2 separate regions of the Mus musculus genome follow, and region 2 is linked to region 1. The links are chromatin loops, found by intact Hi-C in ENCODE. Cell type or tissue: heart. All regions are shown on one strand. Links, peaks and the distances in the headings refer to the core of each region. The heading gives the core; the rest is flanking DNA.

Region 1 (11,220 bases), core at 3,670-8,669:
AGTCGCAGAGATGGGGAAGTGTGCACACTCTCCCTGCAGGACTCCTGTCAGCCAGACACACCTGTGTGCCTCCTGCTGGGCTGCCAGCCTGCCAGGAGTGTGCAGTGTCTGCTGTCCGAGGGGTGACAGAGGGCACGTTTATCGCTTCTGATGGCCATTTGGGGTTCCTGGCCTGAGATGAATGCAGGCCTTTAAACGTCCTTGGGGTGCACACCATGGTTCCTCTGCTCTCTGATACCTGTTCTTTCTCTTCTTTTTCCCCTCCTAGTACTTCCTCAGCAAGTGACTGCCACATCTGTCCCTTTCTGGAGACAGGGCTCCTGTTGGAGGAGCTGACTTCCTATCACCTAACACATTATGTGAACGCATGTCTCTCTGGCATGGCGATATGATTGCACTAAATGTCAAAAAACAAAACAAAAAAAAACCAAAAACCGTGAACACAGAGTCAGTATTGATGCCTATAGCTGCCAGAGTGTGGCACAGAATTACTGTGTCAGCCACTCTGTGATAGTGCCAGCTGCAGAGGCCTCCTGGAAGCAGCCAGCAGGTCCTGTCCCTGACCATTTGGCAGGGATGTGTGACTTTTTAGGGCCCTCTGTTTCTTCAGATGCCAGAACCTCACCTTCACACTTGCCTCTAAGACACGCCCTGTTTGTTGCTTGTCTCCAGGCCAATGACGTTCTCATTCTCCGGAGCCATGAGCCCAACGCCCCGGGGTCTGCAGGTATCCAGACCTCAGAGAAGCCGAGGGAGGGGCCGGGGAAGTCCCGAAGGGCACTGCCTTTCACAGAGAAGAAGAAAAAAGCCGAGGCATTTAATAAAACCCAGAACCAGGAGAACACCTTCCCTTGTAAAAAGTGCGGCAGGTAAGAAGTCCCTTCCTTGTCTTCAGAGGAACCCATTAATGTTAGGGCAGGGACTTTGACGCTGCTGGGGGCGGGGCCCCGGATCTGCTTTTTTTGATCAGCTCAGTGGGTTTCCAGGGTAATGGCGTCATGAGGCAGGCATGATATGAAGGGGCGGGGCGGGAACTTCCCGAGTGGGCGGGGCAAGGGTAGGGGCTAGGTGGACCGGCTGGGGTTTGAGGGAGGAGAGTGGAGGGGTGACTCTCTCATCGGAGCCCTTCCTGCCCGCCGCAGGGTGTTTTACAAGGTGAAGAGCCGCAGTGCTCACATGAAGAGTCACGCAGAGCAAGAGAAGAAGGCCGCAGCTCTGAGGCTGAAGGAGAAGGAGGCTGCAGCGGCCGCCGCACATCAGCAGGCGCTGAGAGAAGAGAGCGGCGAAGGGGAGAAGGGCTGAGGACCCTGCTGGATCCTATTGCCGGGCTCCCCAGCACCCCAGTCCCTGGAACCTCTAGAAGGGGCCAGGAGAGGGTCACTTGGACTTTGCTCTGCAGAACAAACCCGATAATGAAAAATAAACCGGCTCTTTTATTTACAAAGGCCAAGGACAGTGTTAAGGGCTGCAGGATCCAGTTCTCTCAGTATCTGGTTGGTCCCGAGTTCTGCTTTCCCGGAGCCTAGAGAGGCCGGGCCACTTGGAATGGGCTAGAGCTCTACAGCTGCTTCTCTGATCTCTGCTGTTGCATCTGTGCCTCTTTCATCCCAGGTCCTTAGTAAGCCACCACGGCAAGCCAAGCACAAGCTCGCCCCATGGCAGCATTGTTCCTCCTTCCGCAGAGGACCTGGAAGGCTGTGCAGACTTTTATCTAAGCCCCCAGAGGGACTCCTTAGAGAGCGGTGGCCTTAACACCTGTGTTGTCCTTGTGCTGTCATGCTCAGGCCGGAGTTGCTCCAACAATCCCGTCTGGAGGTCCCCACTTCCTTAGGCGTATCTCGGAGGGCTATTTTCAACCCCTTTGCTGCTTGTTAACAGCCCGTCTGGGGCTGTCAAAGTTTTCTCAGAAGTTTGGAGTTCGTGCCCTGCTCTCAGCCTACTACACGGAGAGGAACTGTTCAGAGGCCAGAAGATGCAGAGCTCTGCCCGAGAGATCTTTTGACAAACTCATGACTAGCATTTTATACCTTTGAGTCCCGGAGGCTGCTAAAGGAGCCTCAAGCAGGTCCTAGAGAGGCCTGGCCTGCTCTTTGGTGCCAGCTTCCTTCTTGCCTGTCGAGTTCTCAGTAGCTGCCAGCTGATCCCACCGCACCCCACTCAATGTTGATATTCACAGTCCTCCCTCCCCCCAATACGGCATGCTGGAGTTTGCTGGATTCTTCCCTGGGAGGGTGATGTCTCCTAACTAGATTAGACAGGAGCCTTCATTCTGTGGCTTGTTGTCATTTGGGAACTATTTATTTATTTTTTTTAATATTTAAGTTTTAACATCCTCAGGGACCAGGGGCCTCTTGCTTTCCAGAGGTCCAAGTGCATTTATCCCAAAATAAGGCACCTTTTTGGCATCCCCAAGCCCTCCCCCAGTTCCATGGCCCTGGGGTCCCTTACCTTGTGGCTCTTGGCCGCAGGAATGACAGAAACTGATCGGGCTGGGAAGGCGGGGAGTGTTATCAGTCACAGGAAGCCAGCAGATGTGGGTGAGGTCAAAGGCAGGTCTCTGTCCTGCCTTTTCTGTACTTTCAAATGCTCGAGGGAGTTGGCAAGAGGCCAGAATTCTAGTTTTGGTTATCAGCCTCGATTCTGGCTTGAAGAAACCATATTTGGCTTGGAATTACTGAAGGGTTGGAATGTTCTAGAGTCCCCTTCGCTTTCCAGTTCAGTAGGGGCCTAAAGCCACTTTTCTGATATCATCACTTAATTTTAGTTGTACAAAAGAGAGTCTTAAGTGACCGTGTGTCTGACTGTTTAGAATGTTAGTAAGGAGCGGAAATAGCCTACAGCCCGTTGGGAATTGGAAATAGAGATGGGGTTTTGTTTTGAAGCTGTAGACTATTGGGTATTTCTTACATTCATTTACACATTAGTATGGTTCTATGAGAGAGCTGCGGGTGGAAATAACAAACCTGTCCCCCTAGATACCTAGACAGTTACCTTAACCTTCAGTTTCCCCGGTTTGTTTCCTTCATAGGCTTCTATCAGCTCGAAGTCCCGGGATTACAAAAATGTGGTACCCTCTAGAAGCAGGAGGGCAACAAGTTTAGGATCTCTTCTAAATCACTTCTATAACGCGTGCCTTCACAGCTCAGCCCCAAAGTGCCACTTAGGTTTCCCAAGGTTCTTTTCTATTTAAACCATATCTGGCTCAGGCCCCTTGGTGGACAGGTGATAGCAGCCACATGAGATCCTTCAGCCACATGAGACTCCTCTGCTCAGTGGTACCAACTAATCCTTAGAAATCTTAATTAAAAACAGCAAAAAAGCAAGAACTTTTCTAAGTTCACAGAGACCAGATGACTATAGCCGGGGTGGGGGTGGGGGGATAAAGATGGTACCTTTAGGTAGTGATCCCACCAGACACTGTTTTAGAGGGGCCCATGCTCCAGCGCGCCCGTGTGGAAACTGAACTAGTTCAAAGCGGAGATGCACGTGCGGCCGGAGGCTGGCGCAGGCGCGTCCTTACTGGTGCTTTCTCGTACGAACACACTGGGCTTGGCTTTTGTTGTTCTTTCTATTCAGAGCTCCCTGTTTGACAATAACGTCCCTATACAGTGTCACCCTGCCTGTCCCCCAGCTTCCACCTGCATTCAGAGAAGGCCATGACACTGACCGTGCCTGTGTTCTGGGCCATCTCTGAGGTCTCTTGCCCTCACTGCTGTCCTCCAAGCCTTCAGCAGCCCCCTTAGAGCTAAAGTACCCACCCACCCACCGTCCTTGCCGCCCCACCTCCCACCCCGGCACAGAGGCCCTGTGCTCATGATGTCTAAAGGGATTGCCTATATTTAACTGCCTCAGTCACCCAACCTCTTTCTTCTCATGTGCCAGATGTTAAAGACAGAGGAGGAAGAGTGCAATAGTACTCAAGCCTCAGCTGTTGAAATGTTTTTATTGGGGCTCACTGTTCTGGGTTATTATTTATTACTAGACTGGCAAAGCCTAACCCCTTAGGTTTTTACAGGAAGTATGCATATTTTTATATAAAAACAGTTGTGTCTAACCCACATTTGGCTGTGTTTGTTGCCTCAAAAAAAAAAAAATTGCAGCTGTTAGAACTTTTCCTCATTTGTCTCTTACGTTAAAGGCCTTGCTGGAGAGGATGGAGCACAGAACAGCCTTGACAGTCTGTAATTAGTGTACAAATATTTTAATAGCATAAAGTAAGTATATTCCTTTTATTTTGAAACAAAATGGTCAGACACTGCCTTTCATGTGTTTGTTGCCTGTGGCACTCTTTTTAAAAAAGACTGTTACATATTAAAATAGTGTACATATATATATATATATAAATATAAATATTACCTCTTTGTGTACAGTTGTGATAGACCAGACTGAAAATTTTATTTTTTGTGTGCTTTTTATAAAAAAAAAATTAATACACTAAAGAGAATCTTGCTGTGATTGTAATGTACCTATGTAACTTATTTACTTTTGAATGTTCTGTATCTTAAGACCTTTTATTAAATAAGGTTTTAAAAAAAATTCATTGTTGAATACCACATTCTTATAGGGGTGTTTTTGCCGTCTGGGACTGATAGGCCTTGTTTTGCTTGAAGAGAACTTACCCGCCTTTTCGGGGCCATAAACATTCTGTTTTGCTATCTTGTATACTCAGTAAGGATAAGAAGGCAATATGTTTGCAGTTTGCCTGGCTACAAAGGTAAGTAGTCACGGGGTTTTGTGTACACACACACACACACACACACACACACACACACACACACTTTAAACAAGAAAGCCAAGTCAGACACTCACAGGAACCAGTAGATGGAATTCTCTTTCCTAGTTTTGTGGGGAGGAACCAAGTAGTTGCAGAGTGGGATCAGGTGGTTCCCGGAAGTCAGAGTTAAAGACTGAATTCATAGAATGGATGAGCAATATGAGATAAGTCCGTCGTGGTAGATGCGTATCAATAAAGCCAGCTTAAATCCACGGCAAAATTAAATAAAGCATGCGTAGCAATAGCTAAGAAAGAATCAGGGAAGGCGGGGGGGGGGGTGTAAAAAGAAATGCGCCGTCATAGAATAGACTCCTCAAACCCCTTCTTGGCACCATAGCAACCGCCAGATCCTCTGGAGCCCGCGTATCTCGCGTCGTCATGGACACAGTTGTCACGGTGACACTGGGGGAGACAAGCGGACCGGTTCCGCCCTCCACTGCAGCTGCACGCCGGCCGTTGCGGGAGCGCGCGGACATAAGCGCTAGGCAGAGCTGCCTCCAGCCGAGTTTCTCCCCCATCCCGTGCTTCCTGCCGCTTGGGTTCCCGGTGCTCGGAGTGCCGCCTCTCCCCACGTAGCCAAGCCACGGCCTCGCGTGACCCTCAGCCCGCCGGCGTGCCGGGGAGAGGTGGGAGGAGCTGCCACGCCCCGCGACCGCACCCAGCCATCTCCCGCCCGGAGTCATCAGTCTTGAGCCCACCTTGCTCCCTCTCTTTAAGCGGTGACGCCAGACACAGCTGCAGCCAGTTCAGCCCTCCCTGCCCGGACCAAAGGGGGCGACATTCGAGTGATAGGCGGAGTGTCCCGTGGCTCCCGACCCTGACTTGGGACCCGGAAGGGACAAGAAGGAACTCTGGTGTCTTTTGGTAATTGTGGTTGCCTGAAGCTTGTCGCCCCCTGGCCTACCGGGGGAGGAGAGCATGTTGTATTGTCCTAGGCCCTATAGCCTCGTGAGCCAGTCCAAGCAGTGTCTGTAGAACTGGCACTTTTAATAGTTGGGTGAAATGGCTATGACACTATTGGAAGACTGGTGCAGGGGAATGGATGTGAACTCTCAGAGAGCTCTGTTGGTCTGGGGGATCCCTGTGAACTGTGATGAGACCGAAATTGAAGAGACCCTCCAAGCTGCGATGCCCCAGGTATCCTATCGAGTGCTGGGGAGAATGTTCTGGAGGGAAGAAAATGCTAAAGCAGCCTTGTTAGAGCTCACTGGGGCAGTGGATTACTCCCTGATACCCAGGGAGATGCCAGGCAAAGGAGGGCTCTGGAAAGTGGTGTTTAAACCCCCCACTTCCGACGCAGTTTTTTTGGAAAGGCTGCACCTCTTTCTAGCTAGGGAAGGGTGGACCGTGCAAGATGTTGCTCGTGTGCTTGGGTTTCAGAACCCTGCTCCAGCTCCAGGCCCGGAAATGCCAGCAGAGATGCTCAACTATATTTTGGATAATGTTATTCAACCTCTTGTTGAGTCCATATGGTATAAGAAGCTGACGTTATTCTCCGGGAAGGACATTCCCGGGCCTGGCGAGGAAACCTTTGATTCCTGGCTGGAGCACTCAAATGAAATCATAGAGGAATGGCAGGTGTCGGATATAGAAAAGAGACGGCGGTTGATGGAGAGTTTGAGAGGCCCCGCTGCTGACGTCATCCGCATCCTCAAGACCAACAACGCCGCCATAACGACCGCAGAATGCCTGAAGGCTCTTGAGCAGGTCTTTGGGAGTGTGGAGAGCTCTAGAGATGCACAGGTCAGATTTCTGAACACTTACCAGAACCCAGGAGAAAAGTTATCTTCGTATGTTATCCGTCTGGAGCCTCTGCTGCAAAAGGTAGTAGACAAGGGGGTCATTGATAAAGATAACGTGAACCAGGCTCGCTTGGAGCAGGTCATCGCTGGGGCTAACCACAGTGGGGCCCTCCGAAGGCAGTTGTGGCTGGCCGGGGCTGAGGAAGGGCCTGCACCCAACCTCTTCCAGTTACTGGTGCAGATTCGAGAGGAGGAAGCCAAGAAGGAGGAGGAGGAGGCCGAGGCCGCCCTCTTGCAGCTAGGCCTGGAGGGGCACTTCTGAGTCCTAGGACTGGCCAGGCTGCTTTTGATATACCTGTGACGTTTTAGTAAGCCTGCCACTCAAAGCAAGCACCCAGCCTCCTCCTGGCTTGGTTTTGTTTCCTGAGGGATGGGATGGGGAAGTCAGGCCCGCATATTCCTGTAACATTCACAGAAGTGTGTGATTGTCAGGAGCTGCAACGGTAAAGGTGGTCCTTACTGCCTAAAGTGAATGCTTGATGCCAGCCCTCCTGGCGACATCTCTGACAGCTGTGCACAAACGTGAAGCTGTGACACTTCCTGTCAAGGTGGTTGCGAAGCTGCAGGTTCTGATGCTAACCGCGCACCAGGTTCACAGACTGTACAGTACAAACTCTTGTGTTTGTTACTAACACTGTGGATGGTTTTACTGTAAATTGTTCCCAATTTGTATCGATGGAAAGAATGTGATTCTATTAGAAGATATTACTCATCTTGAAAAATGCGGATTTCTAATTCCTCACGGCTCAACGCTGGAATCAGTTTCCCTGAAAAGGATCCTCGGACTAAAAGTGGCATGTTAGAAAAAACCAGGCCTTTACCGAGCTGCACAATCAGTTCCTCACGGTGGAAGACAGAAGTCCTAGGGGGAGTGGCCGTGGCCAGTCTACACTTCCCCCACTTCAAAGACTAGTCATTTAATAATTGGTCAGCGCTAAGGGTTCTAAGTTTGAAGTTATTGAATAGATGTATACAAATAAAAATTTGAAAATTCTCATTTTTCCTGACACGTATAAAATTTTTCAGTTAATTTAGCTCCGTATATTTTTCTCCTAACAAGGACTTTTGTTCATGTAAAACAAAACAAAACAAAACAAAAATTACCCTCCTTGCTATGAATTTAAGTTGCAGTGTCACCTATACATCTTGGTTGGGTGGTTCCTTGGTTGTTTTGTCACAGTCCCACTCTGTAGCTGAGGCTGGCCTGAAATTCACTCTGTAGCCCAGGCTGACCTCAAACTTGCAGCGGTCCTGGGATTACAGGTTTGAGCCACTACCCCTAGCTATTTCTTGTAGATACTGTCTCACTGTGTAGCATGGGCTACTGCTCTTGAACCTGTGATCCTTCTGCCTACCTCTTGGGGGCTGAGATTCTAGGCAGACACTACTACATCTACCTTTCAGTGAGTTCAATTTCCACATGACTTCCTCAAGGCAAGAGATAACAACCAAAGAGAGATGTTTCTATGAAATCTGATAAAAAAAATTGAATTGGGGCTTAGGTTAGCTAGCAACCTTTCTGTTTTAAAGTCATTGTGTGACTGACAGTGTTTCGGCACAGAAACAATGATCTAGTCCACTTTGTGTGCAAAGTGTTTGTCTCCCAATAGCCATTTTATAAGTTTCAGTGACTGCAGATGCCCACCTCTGAGCTCCCGGGTCAATCTGGAAATGCCCTGAAATTTTCTTTTAGGGTCTGAGACTAGAGCTGGGGTAATAGGCACTGTCAATCTCTGAGGTTTTGCTTCATGGATGCACCAGTGTGAATGGGGCAGGGCAGAGAATGGGGCGGGGCAGGGTGGGGGTGGGGGACAGGACTCTGCCATTCTGCCATTTGTTAATTGTGACTGTTAGCTGGTGGATGCTAATATTCTTATGTGTTGGTCCAGATTTTTCTTTTTAAAATATTGTGTGTATGTATGTTGGTGTATATGTTATGGTATGAATATGGAGGTCAAAGGACAACTTGCAGGAACCCATTTTCTCCTTCTACCACGTAGGTCCCTCAACGTAAGATTTGACTTCCTACACTTTTATACAAGCTCGAATTCCGCTATCCTGAGCTAACCAACCACTCTCACTTAGATATATGTTCTTAAAAACAAGGATGGAGTCTGCATCTTTTATGTTGTCGGCATCCTTGGCTTCACATAGGAACATAGTACTTGCTTTGATTGTGGGCAAAGACATGTGGAGGACACGGGACAACTTGTAGGCATCAGCTCTGTCCTTCCACCAAGTAGTTCTGGGGGGGATCAAGCTCAGGTTGGCAGCTTACGGTGACAGCCTTTACATGCCAAGACACCTCACCAGCCCACCCTGTCCTGCCAATGCCACCTCACCTCGGTGGTTGCTAGATTGCTTTCTTCAGTAGCAATGAGTGAAGCTAAGATCACACGCATGCAGGTCGAGCACTTTACCACTGTACGGCAGGCCTGCCCCTTGTTCTGGTTTGTTGTTTTAGAAGTCTCACATTGTACAAAGGAAGCTGTCCTGCAACTTGCTATGTAGCTGAGGTTGGTTTTGAACTTATAATCTCCTGCCTCATGTTCCCCAGGGCTGGTATTATATAGGCTTGTGCCACCATGTTTAGAATACTTTCTTTATATAGCTGATTGATTGCATCCCATGAGGAAAAGTATTTTACTATTTAATTAAATGTAAGGCCCATACATTCATATGGAATACGAAACATGTGAGCATTCCCCTTTTCCAGTCTCTTTGAGTTGAGTTTCCTCTGTAGCCTAGGCTATTCTTGAACTTGCCTAGCCTCCTGCCTCAGTCTCCTGAGATGCTGACACACATCCTTTGAGCAAGAAAACTGAATTAAAAGTAACTGATTTGATTTGTTTTCTTTCTATAAGCTCAAAAAATTTTAAATTCTGATTTTTTTTTTAGAAAGGTATATTCAAAGACCAGTGAGATCATAGAAACTGCATGGCGGTTTTATTCTGTAACTAAAGTACATTTTGACTGACAGCACAGACTGTACACTGGCAAATGTATGGTGCTCCTGATCCTGTGGGGTTACCCTGTTTCTCAGGGGTCTCTCGGCTAACCTTTACTAGGGATGATCATGGGCAGGCAAGCTTGCTGACCGTGGGAATCCTCTTTCCAGTGGACACATAATGGTGGGTGAGTTAGAAAGTCAGCAAAGGACATGCTCACCAGTGCTAAGTGAGGAAGAAATTAGCAGAGACTGATTCAGCTGTGTGCTGTGCACACCTTTAATCCAAGCACTTGGGAGGCAGAGGCAGAGGCAGAGGCAGAGGCAGAGGCAGGCAGATCTCTGTGTTTGTGAACAGCCTTGTCTACAGAGTGAGTTCTACGACAACTAGGGCTACACCTGAGACCTCGCCTCAGTCAGTCAGTCAGTCAGTCAGTCAGTCAGTCAGTCAGTCAGTCAGTCAGTCAATCAATCAATCAATCAATCAATCATCAATCAATACGAGTTAAGGGTCTTTGCACCCTGGTTGCTCTCCCTTTCTCTCCTCCCTGGCCCTCTCACCACATGCATGGATTCTACTATTCAAAAGCTGAATTGCTTTAGAAATCAAATATCATGAAAGTTACTCTAATATTAACTAGAATACAGTAACCAAAGGACTTCTTTTTTTTTATAAAATAACATGATTTATTACTATTTTAAAACAAGTTTCACAAAATAACATTCAGAAACTCAATATTACTAAATAATTTAATGCACAATAAGTTTAGTCATAAAGTCATGCTACAAAAGTCCTGTGTAGAAAAGATTATTACCAAAGCATTAACAGATGTTAAAACGTTCTTCAGAATGAACATGGATCTAGAAGTCAAAGCTTTGCGAATGATGCTCCTGGCCATGAACGACAACCTGAGAGAAGCAGGTGGACTGGGTACCTTCTGCTCTCCACTGGCCATTGGCAGGAGTGGTCCCACTTGGCAACAGCGTCATAGGCAGGGTCTCCCACTGACTGGAGACATACCATGTAATGTAGACAACACTAAAAAGAAAATTTTAAATCTAGATATGGGCCAGGCGGTAGTGGTACATGTCTTTAACTCCAGCACTAGGGAGGCAGAGACAGGTGGATCTCTGTGTTTGATGCTAGCCTGGTCTACATACAGAGTAAGTCCCAAGACTGCCTGGGAAACCCTGTCTTGAACAACCAAAACCAAACTAAACCAAACCAAAGTTTCTATTCTAAATAGAAAAGCTATTTACACCCTCCCAGAGGGATGACCTCGGATACAACCCAAATCAGAAAGGCAGAAAATCCTAAGTGAGTATGAAGACGGGCGTGTGTGGACAAAGGTTGAAGTCTGAGTCCGGACTCCTGTGTGCGTTCCTATGAGCCACACTCATAATTTTAAAGTGCAAATCTATTTTAAAAATAGTTTATTCTCTCTTCCTTCTTGTTAAAATTGTCAGATCATAATTGGTTGTCTGGGTCCTCTAATCTGCCCAATATGGGAAATCAATGAGAATCTGATTAGGACTTCTCCTGTGTTCTATCAGGCTAAAAGTCTATAGTTTTTCCTGTCTGCTTCCTTGCTTACAGTTAGTGATGGACACAGACATGGAACTCGGAAGGCTGAGTGATCACTGATGCAGCTGTTCACACTGGGTAAGGAAGGGTAAAGGGCCATGACCTCGTCGGC
Region 2 (11,220 bases), core at 2,351-7,350, 100 kb before region 1:
AGGAGGATTTCTGAGTTCGAGGCCAGCCTGGTCTACAAAGTGAGTTCCAGGACAGCCAGGGCTACAGAGAAACCCTGTCTCGAAAAACAAACAAAACAAAAGAGGATGAGTTAGGTAATAAACTATCAAAAACACCTCATAAAGAAAATCCCAGCTAGGTCTGGAGAGATGGCTCAGCGGTTAAGAGCACTGGCTGCTCTTCCAGAGGTCCTGAGTTCAGTTTACAGCAACCACGTGGTGGCTCACAACCATCTATAATGAAAACCGATGCCTTCTTTGGAGAGCATGAAAACAGCGTACTCATATACAAAAATAAATAAGTAAATCTTAAATCAGGAGGGTTACAGCTGGGTCTCTGTGAGTTCGAGGCGAGCCTGGTCTACAGAGTAAGTTCCAGGGTGGCCAAGGATAAATACACAGACTAACCCTGTCTCACAGCGGGTGGGGGGGGGGGGAGCAGGGGGAGAGGAGAGCATCTCTATGTAGTAATGGCTTTCCTCAAACTGCAGCAAACTCCTGTCTTAAGATCTTGCCTTCTGCTTGGGGCTTGTTCAGCCTATCTACAGGAAAGAGCACATGGAGGCTGGAGGCGGGGTTACAGTAGGGTACCAATGGAGAACAAGACTGCTGGACATGTGACCCTCTTGCCTATGTGCGAACAGGAAGTCCTGGGTGGTTTCTACAGAGTTCTTCAGAAGGTCCCCAAGGAGATTGAGCCACATGTCTCGGGACAGCCAGTGCCCAAATGCACCCTTTGTTGCTTCTTCTTCCCAGTTTGCTCGGACCTCCTCTCACACAGGGGACATCCTGCTGTCTCCTTGTCTTAGGCTTTTCTTTAGGAGGGATCCAAATGAAGTTTTATTGTAGTTTAAAGAAATTCATTAATTTTGGTTGTGTGTGTGCGTGTGTGTGTGTGTGTGTGTGTGTGTGTGTGTGTGTGTGTGTGTTGCTGGGGATCTGACTCAGGGCCTTGTTCATTCTGGGCAAGCACTGTGCCATCGTCGGCCCAGAAATCAGGATTTTTTTTTTCCAACAGAACCTCTCAAAAACTAATAGGTTCAATATAACAAAAGAAGCTTGGAGAGATGGCTCAGTGATGAAGAGTGTCTACTGCTTGTGCAGACTCCAAGTCAGCAGCCACATAGACTGACTCACCGCTGTCTTAAACTCCAGCTCCAATGCCTCTGGCCTCCACCTGCATCGTGTGCACACTCATATGTAAGGTACACATACACATAATTAATTACAATAAAAGTGAATCACTGTGTGGTGTGGAGCATGTCTTTAATCCCACCACTCATAAGGCAGAGGCTGATGGATCTCCAAGTTTGAAGCCATCCTGGTCTATAGCGTGAGTTCCAGGACAGCAAGAGCTACATAGTAAGACCCTGTCTTTAAATAAATAAATAAATAACTCGTTTGACTGGGCATTGTGGCACACAACTTTAATTCCAGTAGTCATGAGGCTGAGGCAGGCAGATCTCTGTGAGTTCAAGGCCAGTCTGGTCTATATAGTGAAACCTTGTCTCAAAATAAATTGAGGAGAGAGAGAGAGAGAGAGAGAGAGAGAGAGAGAGAGAGAGAGAGAGAACAAAAGTTAGATATGTTCAGTTGGTTAACCCAGTGTGGATAAGTATTTGATAAAAGAAAATTGACAACAGTAAAGTACTTATATAATACTGGGAAAACGGAAGCAGTCCTGGAAATGACACAAGCAAGTAGTGGCTGGAGAGGTGGCCCGATGGTTAAGAGCACCCACTGTTCCTACAGAGGACCTGGGCTCAGTTCCCAGCACCCACATCAGGTGCTTCAACCACTGGTAACTTCAACTCCAGAAGCTCTGATGCCCTCTTCTGGCCTCTGTATGTGGTGCACATGCATACATTCAGGCCCACATACATACATCTACACATAAAGTAATTATTTTTAAAAAAATAAATAAATAAACAAACAAACAAGAAGTATCTTGCATGGACGAATAGTGACTTGCAGTATAGACAGAGAAGCTGAGAAATATGGCTGCTGCTGTCTGAATAGCATTCACGCCTGTGCAGACCTGCACACAATTCAATCTCTGTAATGTGGTATTATGAAGGGGAAATTTCATCTCACTCTAGTGTGGTGGTGTTTGGGATTACACAGAGCCATGGAGCCGAGGGCCTATGAGTGAATGCTGATGGCCACCTAAGGAGAAAGAGAGACACAGAGAGAGAGAGAGAGAGAGAGAGAGAGAGAGAGAGAGAAAGAGAGACAGACAGACAGACAGACAGACAGAGACAGAGAGAGAGAGAGCCTCACACAGGCACGTGCTCCCTGTCCCTTGCTCTGTGAGGACCTCTGTCTCAAGGCTCATAGCAGAGTTCTGACGGCAAAAATGCCCATCACCTGATCCAGCCCTTCAATCTTAAACCAGAACCCTGAGCCAAATAAGGCTTCCTTTAGAAACTTAATCTGTGGTGTAGCAGGAGTAGCTAAGCCTGCAGTGGAAAACCATAATTAGTGGGAGAAAGGAAGGGAGGGAGGGAGAGAGAGAGAAAATAACATTATAACCTTAAGGGAGAAAAGTCTTTCAAGATTTTAAAAATTAAGTTCATTTGCTTGTTTGTTTATTCAGTCAGCCAGTCATTGGCAAGAGCACACACAGCAGACAGAGGACAGCTCACAGGGTCTCTCTCTCTCTCTCTCTCTCTCCCTCTCTCTCTCTCTCTCTCTCTCTCACACACACACACACACACACACACACACACACACACACACACACACACACATCAGGCTATAGCCTGTTTCACGTAGCCCAGGGTAGCCTGAACTTGCTTATGGCTGAGAGTGACCTTGAACTCCTGGCCCTTCTGTTTCCTCCTTCCAAGGGCTGGAATCATAGGCATGCGCCACCACACCTGACTTGAGGGGAAGTCTCTTAAAGTATAAAATGTAAAAAGGACAAAATAAATATTATTACTGATTACATAGTAAAAAAAAAAAAATCGATAAGAGCATCAACACCGCATTTTAGAAAAGCCAGAACACAGAAACAGCAAGCAGGCCCATCAGGGAGGAAATGGTGCATATGACCCACTTCTACCATGAACAGACAGTTTTTAAAAGCATAAAGGAATCAGTGGGGTAGCTCAGTGGATTGAAGCACTTGCTTCAAAGCTCAACCACCTAAGTTTTATCCCCAGGACCTACATGGTGGAAGAAGAAAGCTAGGTCCCACAAATTGCTCTCTGCTCTCCATACATGTGCCATGGCACCCCTAAAACACAAAATGAGTAAGAACACAGAATGAAGAAGAAATAGGAGGAGGAAGAGGAGGAGCAGGAAGAAGAAGAGGCAGAAGAGAGAGGGGCAGCAACATGGCTCAGTTCAAGCCTGAGTTCTATCTCCAGAGCTCTCATGAAGGCAGGAGAAAGCCAGTTGTACAAGGTTGCCTATGCCCTCCAGATTTACACACGTGCACACACACACATGCATACATGCACACACATGCACACACACACACACACACAAAAGTACAGGAATTGGTTAATATGAATGACTTGGGTTTTACAGTTTATAAGAATGTGTAAAGGGGCTGGAGAGATGGCTCCGTGGTTAAGAGTGTTTGCTCAGCCAGACAGTGGTGGTCCATGCCGTTAGTCTCAGCACTGGGGAGGCAGCGGCAGGTGAGTTCGAGACTAGCCTGGTCTATAGACTGAGTTCCAGGACAGGCAAGGCTATGCAGTGTGTGTGTGTGTGTGTGTGTGTGTGTGTGTGTGTGTGTGTGTGTGTGTGTGTGTGTGTGTTGAAAATGTAAAGGACATTGAACAGAAAACAATAATAGAAAAACAGGCAAGCATAGACAGACAAAAGCTCCCCAAATATAAGGAAGTAATTTGTGGGGTCTTTCAGGGGCTTTCCAGGGCATCAAAGGATTTTTAAAAAGTCAAAACAAGCCAATGCAATACAATGTAGAGATGTGAGTGGGGAGCTCTAAAAGAATCAACATTTTCTACCATCTCTCGATATATGTAAATACCTACACGAAGTCTGACTAAATTTCTCAAGATATGTATTTTTAAAAATGGGTAGGGATCAAGATTATTTGCTTCGTGGCATGTGCTTCCAGAACAGTTCTAAGCAATGAGGCCTATTTTTCCAAATGGGTTCTCAAATATCTCTCCTGGGTCCCTAGCCTTAAAGAACCATGTGGCCAGAGCCTGCAGTTTCTCCACTTTTCCAGAAGGGGGCAGAGGCACCATGAGTGGTCCACTTGGGCAAAGCGCCCCATGCCCTGAAATTGTAGGGCTGGACTCCACCTGCAGGACCCGTGAAGCTTGCCTGCTTTGCCTCCATTTAGAGACTGCTTATTTTTAAAGTTACTCTGCAAAGCACAGATTCAAGTGTTTGCCTTTGGATGCTTGTTCTAAAAATTCTGAACATACATTTGAATTTAGGATAAGGACTTGTTGCAGTAAAATAATGCTCACTACAATTTTATTAAAGCATATAATAGAACAACATGGTATTATTAAAGCATATAATAGAAAAACACAGTATTATTACCCAAAGAAAAAGCAAATGTGGCCAGCACCCATCATTCCAGCACTCAGGAGCTCAAGAAGCAGGACACCAGTCTGGGCTAGGTAGTTCAACCTTGTCTGCAAAGAAGAAGAAGAAGAGGAGGAAGAGGAGGAAGAGGAGGAGGAGGAGGAAGAGGAAGAGGAAGAGGAAGAAGAAGAAGAGGAAGAGGAAGAGGAAGAGGAAGAGGAAAAGGAAAAGGAAAAGGAAAAAGATGAAAAAGAAAAAGAAAAGGAAAAAGAAAAAGAAAATCAAAAAGGAAAGGAAAAGGAAAAAGAAAAAGAAAAAAATCTGTAAGAGTGAATGAGTCGCCCTTGAGTTGTATGTGTTATGAGAGACTAGATTTGGTATGGCTAGGATTTAGCTCATTTCCCCCCAGGGAGGTAAATTATCTCATTGAGGAAATCTGTAAATTTAGCCCTTGTTAACTACATTCTTTTGTGGTTTGGTTCAAGAAGCATAAATTGTTGGCCCATAATTCCAGCACTTTAAAGAATGAGGCAGGGAGACCATCGTTTTGAGGCTATCCTGGGCTACACATTGAGGACTAGTTTTCAAAAAAGAATGTAAGTTATGACTTTGTATGAAAAGATACATCAGACTTAAATTATCATTCTTTGGGTCCCATTCTTCCAGGGGTGCCTAATCTATATTCCAGAAAACTTAATCATACAAAAAAGCAGGTTTGATTATTGAATTTGCTGACTCTTTTGAGAAAGGGTCAAAGAAACAGAAAGCTGAGGTTTGAAGAGTTGAACCATACAAAAACAAAGTCTTAGGAACGGAAAATGATGGTGCCAGTCAGGAGGTGGTGGTGCACACCTTTAATCCCAGCACTGGAGAGGCAGAGGCAGACAGGTCTCTGGGTTTGAGGCCAGCCCAGTCTCCAGGGCAAGCTCCAGGACAGCCAGGGCTACACAGAGAAACCCTGTTTCAAAAACAAAGCAACAGGGGCTGCAGAGATGGCTCACCAGTTAAGAGCACTGACTGTTCTTCCAGAGGTCTTGAGTTCAAATCCCAGCAACCACGCGGTAGCCCATAACCATCTGTAATGGGATTTGATACCCTCTTCTGGTGTGTCTGACAGTGTACTCATATAAATAAAAATAAATATATCTTTTAAAAAAACCCAAAGCAACAACTAAAAAAACAAAAACAAAAACAAATATTACCATCAACTTTAAAGACATAAGGAAGAAGTCCAGACACAAAGCTCGTGTCAGATGATGCAAAACTGAATTAACCAAAACCGCAGAAAAGGAGCCGTAGACACAGAAGGGTGGTCAGGCCTGTGGGAGCTGATGGCTCACCAAGTGGCAAGGCCTTGCCTGAGGGTTCTGCATCTGTGTTCCTTCTTCCTCAGGACTGAGGTCAGAGGAGACTGTCCAGCTTCACACCACCTCCAAAGTCAACATCTGCAGGCCTGCCTGTTATGGTCTGGGCACAGCCTGACTGGAGCCTGGGATGTGCCTTTTATTACATAGGTATTTGATTTTGACACAATGGATGTCAAAGGTTATTGACATTCTGAGTATCTTTCACAAAACTAAGTGTGAGTAACTCTTGTGGCTGGGGACAGTAGCTCTATGTGGTCCAATACTTACCTACGTAAGGCCCTATGTTCAGTGTCCAGCACCTATAAACATAAAAGACATGATGGGGGGCGCTCAGCAGGTAAAGGTGCTTGCCACCAAGGCTGATAATCAGCTGAGCTCTGTACCTGGGGACCCACATAGTGGAAGAGAACTGCAAGCTGTACTCTGACCTCCATACCGGTGCAGGGGCACTTCTGCACCCCTCCTCAGCAAAATGAATAATAAATGTAACTTAAAAAATTAAAAATTAAAGAGTTCAATTCCCAGCTCCTGTCAGCGTACAACTGCCTGTGACTCTACCTGCACCGGAGATCCCACCTCTAGCTTCTCGGGGTACCTACACTCTCTTGTGTATGCCCACAGTGTCCCTAGAGGTCAGAAGGACCCTGAAGCCCTGGGACTGGAGTTACAGAAGATGGTGAGCACAATATGGGTGCTAAAACATCAGACCCGGAGTCCCTGAAAGAACAGCTGTGCTCTTAACTACTGAGACATCTCCCCAGCCCCAAGCCTTTAGCTCTTCTAAAACCGTCATATTTTACAAGTCCAATGTTTTTAACTGTCTCTCAAAAATATTAAATAAATAAGCCAGGAAGGACTAAAATAAGTACACGATTGAAGGGTGTTCAATCACTGGCTGAGCCCCTCTTTCTCATGGCAGTTCTTAGATCTCTGAGAATTTTCCTGGGTGGGGTGATCAGTCGTGGCTAGCTGGCCAAGTTCCGAGGGAGGAGCAAGGGACAATCAGGAGGTTTAAACAATGCCCAGGAGGGAGTTACTGCTCTCTGGGAAATCCAGGCAGGTGACAACCCAGGAAACAGAGGCAACTGAAATTGAACCAAAGGGATGGGCAGGAGGGTGGGAGCTGAGAGCACCCCTGAGTAAAGGGATTAGCAGTTTTGAGGGAACTAGTATGTTTTTATGAGCTCTCCCTGGCCAGGTGTGGGCAGGGGGAAAGGTCTTGAGAGCTTTGGAAATCGAGAGCTTTGGAAATTGTGGTTTGCTTGCTTGCTTGCTTGCTTTCTCTCTCTTCCTCCATCCCCCTCCCTGCCTACCTTCTTCTTCTCCCCTCCCCTCCTTCATCTCTCCTCCCTCTCTCTTTCCTCCTTTGCTCCTTTCCCAACTTCATATTCTCTTTCTTCCTTTTTCTCATCCCTCACATTTTTTTTTTTCCTTTGTGGAGACAAAGTCTCTTCAACATAGCCCCAGGCTGTCCTGGAACTCACTCTGTAGACCAGGCTGTAGATCCTCCCACCTGCCTCTGCCTCCCGAGCGCTGGGATTAAAGGCGTGCACCACCCTGCTCTGCTCCACTCCTCATTTTCTTTAAAGACAAAATCTCACTCAGTAGTAGCTCAGGCTGGCCTAGAAACTTGTTACGTGGCCTAGGCTAGCCTCAAACTTTCTACCTTCCTGCCTCAGCTTTCTGCCAGACAGGTGTACAGCACCACACCAGGCACAAACCATACTTTTCCAGGAAACTGTCTTGTCAGAGACGGGCGAAGGCTGTTTTCAGCTTGGTTTGAGACATTCTGTTCACTCAGGAAGCTCGGGTCTGCTCTATTAGACTCAGACAATGAGAAGGAGAGGACAAGGCAGGCTTTGTAAGCTAGTAAGAAAGACAGACAGGAAGTGTCTCTGTGGGACAGGTGTTGAAGTGAAACCAGGGACCCAAGCACAAGACAAGTCACCAGACTCAGGCCAAAGGCAGCAAGCTACCACGAACCAGTTTGATTCTGTGAGTCAGCTGGTAAACTGAATCCTGTTTTTATTTTATTTCAGACAGGTTCTCTGTACAGCCCCGTCTGTCCTGGAACACTCTATGTAGAACAGGCTGGCCTCCAGCTCATAGAGATGGGCCCTCTGAGTGCTGGGATTGAAGGCAAAGGACACCATGCCCAATGCTAAGCCTTTTTACCACTTTTTGCTGTTGTTTATTTGTTTGGGTTTTTTTGAGACAGGGTTTCTCTGTGTAGCCCTAGCTGTCCTGGAACTCATTCTGTAGACCAGGCTGGCCTCAAACTCAGAGATCCTCCTGCTTCTGCCTCTAGAGTGCTGGGATTAAAAATGTGTACTACATCCTAAAACTGTGGCTCCAAATCCTGTTTTAGCTGTAATAGCTCACTGCATTGTAATACCCCTTCCTCATTCCCAAAGAGATGCGTTGAAGGTTTAAACCAACTACCTAAGACCATGACCTTACCTAGAAGCAATCTTTGCCAAAGCAATTAAGATGGGGTCATATCAGAATAGGATGGATCCTTAATTCAATATGACATTAGTTGCAAGAATATGGCCTTATGAAGACAGAGGCAGACATGACATTGGAGGCAGAGGTCAGAGTACTGAAGCAGCAAAACCAGGCAAGCCACTAGAGAGAAGGACGAGGAATGGAGGAAGCCCATTACCTAGCAGAGGGGGCATGGCCTCCCTTGCCTACACATCAGATTTTAAGGATGGCCATGCCTACACCAAAGTTTGGATGCCTAGCTTCTAGAACCATAAAAGGAGTGTATTTTTGTTTGCCAACCAGTTTGTGGATTCATAGAACTGCAGCTGGAGCCAAGAAGCAGCCTCCAGCGCTGCAGCTTCACCCACAGACACAGAAACATTGTAGTCATTGTAGTCATTTGTTTCCATTAAAAAATGATGCATGAGCCAGGTCTTGTGCACACACCTTTAATCACAGTTCTCAGGACTCAGAGGCAGGAGGATCTCTGTGAGTTCGAGGCCAGCCTGGTCTACAAAGAGCGTTCCAGGACAGCCAGTGCTGTTGTTACACAGAGAAACCCTACCTCGAAAAATCAAAACCACCAACCAAACAACTAACCAAACAAACAAAACCACTGTATTCCTTAATCCCAGTGCTCAGGAAGCAGAAGCAGGCAGATCTCTGAGTTCAGGCTTGTCAGCAAGGGCCTTTACTTGCCGAACCATCTCACCACTAGCCCAGTTTTTGTAGTTTTTAACAGATGGGTTAGTTTGTACATGCTTGCCCCAGGGAGTGGCACTATTTGGAAGTTTGGCCTTGTTGGAGTAGGTGTGTCACTATGGGTGTGGGCTTTAATATCCTTGTCCTAGCTGCCTGGAAGCCAGTTTTCTGTTTGCCTTCAGAACAATATGGTTGAACTCTCAGCTCCTTCTACCCTGTGCCTGCCTAGGTACTGCTATACTCCTGCCTTGATGATAATGGACTGAACCTGTGAACCAACCCCAGTTAAATGCTGTCCTTATAAGAGTTGCCTTGGTCATGGTGTCTGTGAACAGCAGTAAAATCCTAACTAAGGCTACAGACATTACAGAATCCATGTGTCCATGTGTGCAGATCCTCACTTCTTTCTTTCCTCCATGCCCCTTACAGCATACCTACTGTGAACCAAGTGTCCATGAGCAGCCTCACCCTGTCCTCCCCACACTTGCAGTCTTTATAGAAGAATAGTTTTCATGCCTTCCTCAGACCATCAGAACCATGCCAGGGGAGTAATATATATGGTTATATGAGAGGGGATTAAGTCTGTTTTTGTTCTAACTCCTCTGCCCCTAACATTTTATTAAGAGGTTCAATGAGATGTGCCAACAGCCAGTAAGGTGAGGATGCGAAGGGACACTGCCATCCAGATATAAGAGCTAAAACAACTTACTGTGTCACCATTGCACGAGGAAATCCTTTAACCTAATGCCCAAATGTTCTCAGGGGTACTGATGCTCAGTGTACTCAGGGGTACTGATGCTCAGTGTTCACGTGTGTACTGATGCCCAGTGTTCTCAGGAGTGCTGGTGCCCAATGTTCACAGGGGTAATGATGCCCAGTGTCCTCATGGGTACTGGTGACCAATGTCCTCATGGGTACTGGTGACCAGTGTCCTCATGGGTACTGGTGCCTAGTGTTCTCATGGGTATCCTTTTTCTCAGCTTCCTTCTATGTGTTTCCTGCCTGATAGAGGAACAGCATGAAGGCAACAACACCATTTGCCTATATCTTGAGTGGCACAGAATTCAGACCATCCCAAAGAGCCAGTCCTCCCTAGAGGGACCTTGGCCACCTTCACTGCTACCCCTGACTCTGTCAGAGTTTCTTTCCAACATGGTCCTTTAACTGGGACATACGTCTTTTTGCAGCCTCTGTCAGAGATCACGAGGCACACCACACTAGAGACATCACAGAGCTGAGTTGCAAGTGAAAACAGGAAGTGGCCCAGGCTTTCCTCCACAGGGGGAAGTGAGCCTCTACACCTGAGAAAGTGACTCTGATGTATCTACGTCAGGGAACTTGCTTCTCCGTCTGAAACATTCCCTCCTTGTGGGCAAAATTGGCAAAGGCTAAAATGCATGTTCCAGTGTGTGTGTGTGTGTGTGTGTGTGTGTGTGTGTGTGTGACACATTTCATGACTACGTTTGTCACACGTATCAGAGGACCCACCATCTCTGCAAAGGACCAAGGCAGCCCTACCAAGGCCAATTCATTTGCACCTCACTTGTGTCCCGGGTACATATGAAGTTACTTCAATAGGCAGCGAGAAACAGAACCATTGTCTTTACCCTATGGCTGCAACTATCAACCTGCGGATCACAACCCCTTGCACGGGGGTCACATATCCAATATCCTGCATATCAGATATTTACATTATGATTCGTAACAGTAGCAAAATTACTGCTATGAAGTAGCAACAAAATAACATTATAACCATAACCATGTCATAACCCTTACCCTATGGGCTCATGGTAAGTAAGGTTGCAGAGATGAACAGAAGCTCTGTGACCATGATCTGAAGTATGCTCGCCACCCTGGGAGATCTTGGAGCTCTAGCGCAGCTTCCAAGTCAGCTTGCTTAAAAACATTCTAAGCAGGCAAAGACAGCCATATACCATGCCATCCCTGTGCTGACTAGTTTTCCTGTCAACCTGATACAAGCATTTTGAAGAGGAACCTCAAGTGAGAAAAAGCCTCCAGAAATCAGGTTGTAGGCAGGCCTATATGGCATTCTCTTAATTAATGATTATAGAGAAGGACCCAGCCCATTGTAGGTGTTGCCATCCCTGGGCTGGTGGTCCTGGGTTTGTAATAT

The links. Hi-C counts contacts between places; a loop is a spot of excess contacts. Peaks named below come from ENCODE experiments on the same cell type or tissue, not always from the same donor. Only the 100,000 strongest peaks of a DNase experiment are listed, where the experiment ranks them.
Region 2: a loop joins it to region 1, with 6 times the contacts of the local background. A loop is called at or near these places in 5 of 42 quality-filtered maps.

What each region holds. Positions count from the first base shown.
Region 1 is chr12:84,142,484-84,153,703 of GRCm38, reverse strand. It overlaps Pnma1 (paraneoplastic antigen MA1), which reads left to right and starts at 5,215. Exons shown (of 1, transcript NM_027438.3): 1 at 5,215-7,573. The coding sequence starts at 5,777. The coding sequence ends at 6,838. Mideas (mitotic deacetylase associated SANT domain protein) reads left to right here. Exons shown (of 13, transcript NM_001163501.1): 12 at 673-869; 13 at 1,143-4,536. The coding sequence ends at 1,302. It overlaps Dnal1 (dynein, axonemal, light chain 1), which reads right to left. Exons shown (of 8, transcript NM_028821.3): 8 at 10,187-11,220. In heart, for the core only: CTCF peaks have their summits at 5,455 and 5,657; DNase peaks (open chromatin) are centred at 5,233 and 5,343; H3K4me3 peaks cover 1,234 bases; H3K27ac peaks cover 1,505 bases.
Region 2 is chr12:84,242,421-84,253,640 of GRCm38, reverse strand. No RefSeq gene overlaps it. Among named protein-coding and RNA genes, the nearest start is that of Mideas, 29 kb to the right of the region's middle. In heart, for the core only: no CTCF peak of the experiment used is centred there; a DNase peak (open chromatin) is centred at 4,240.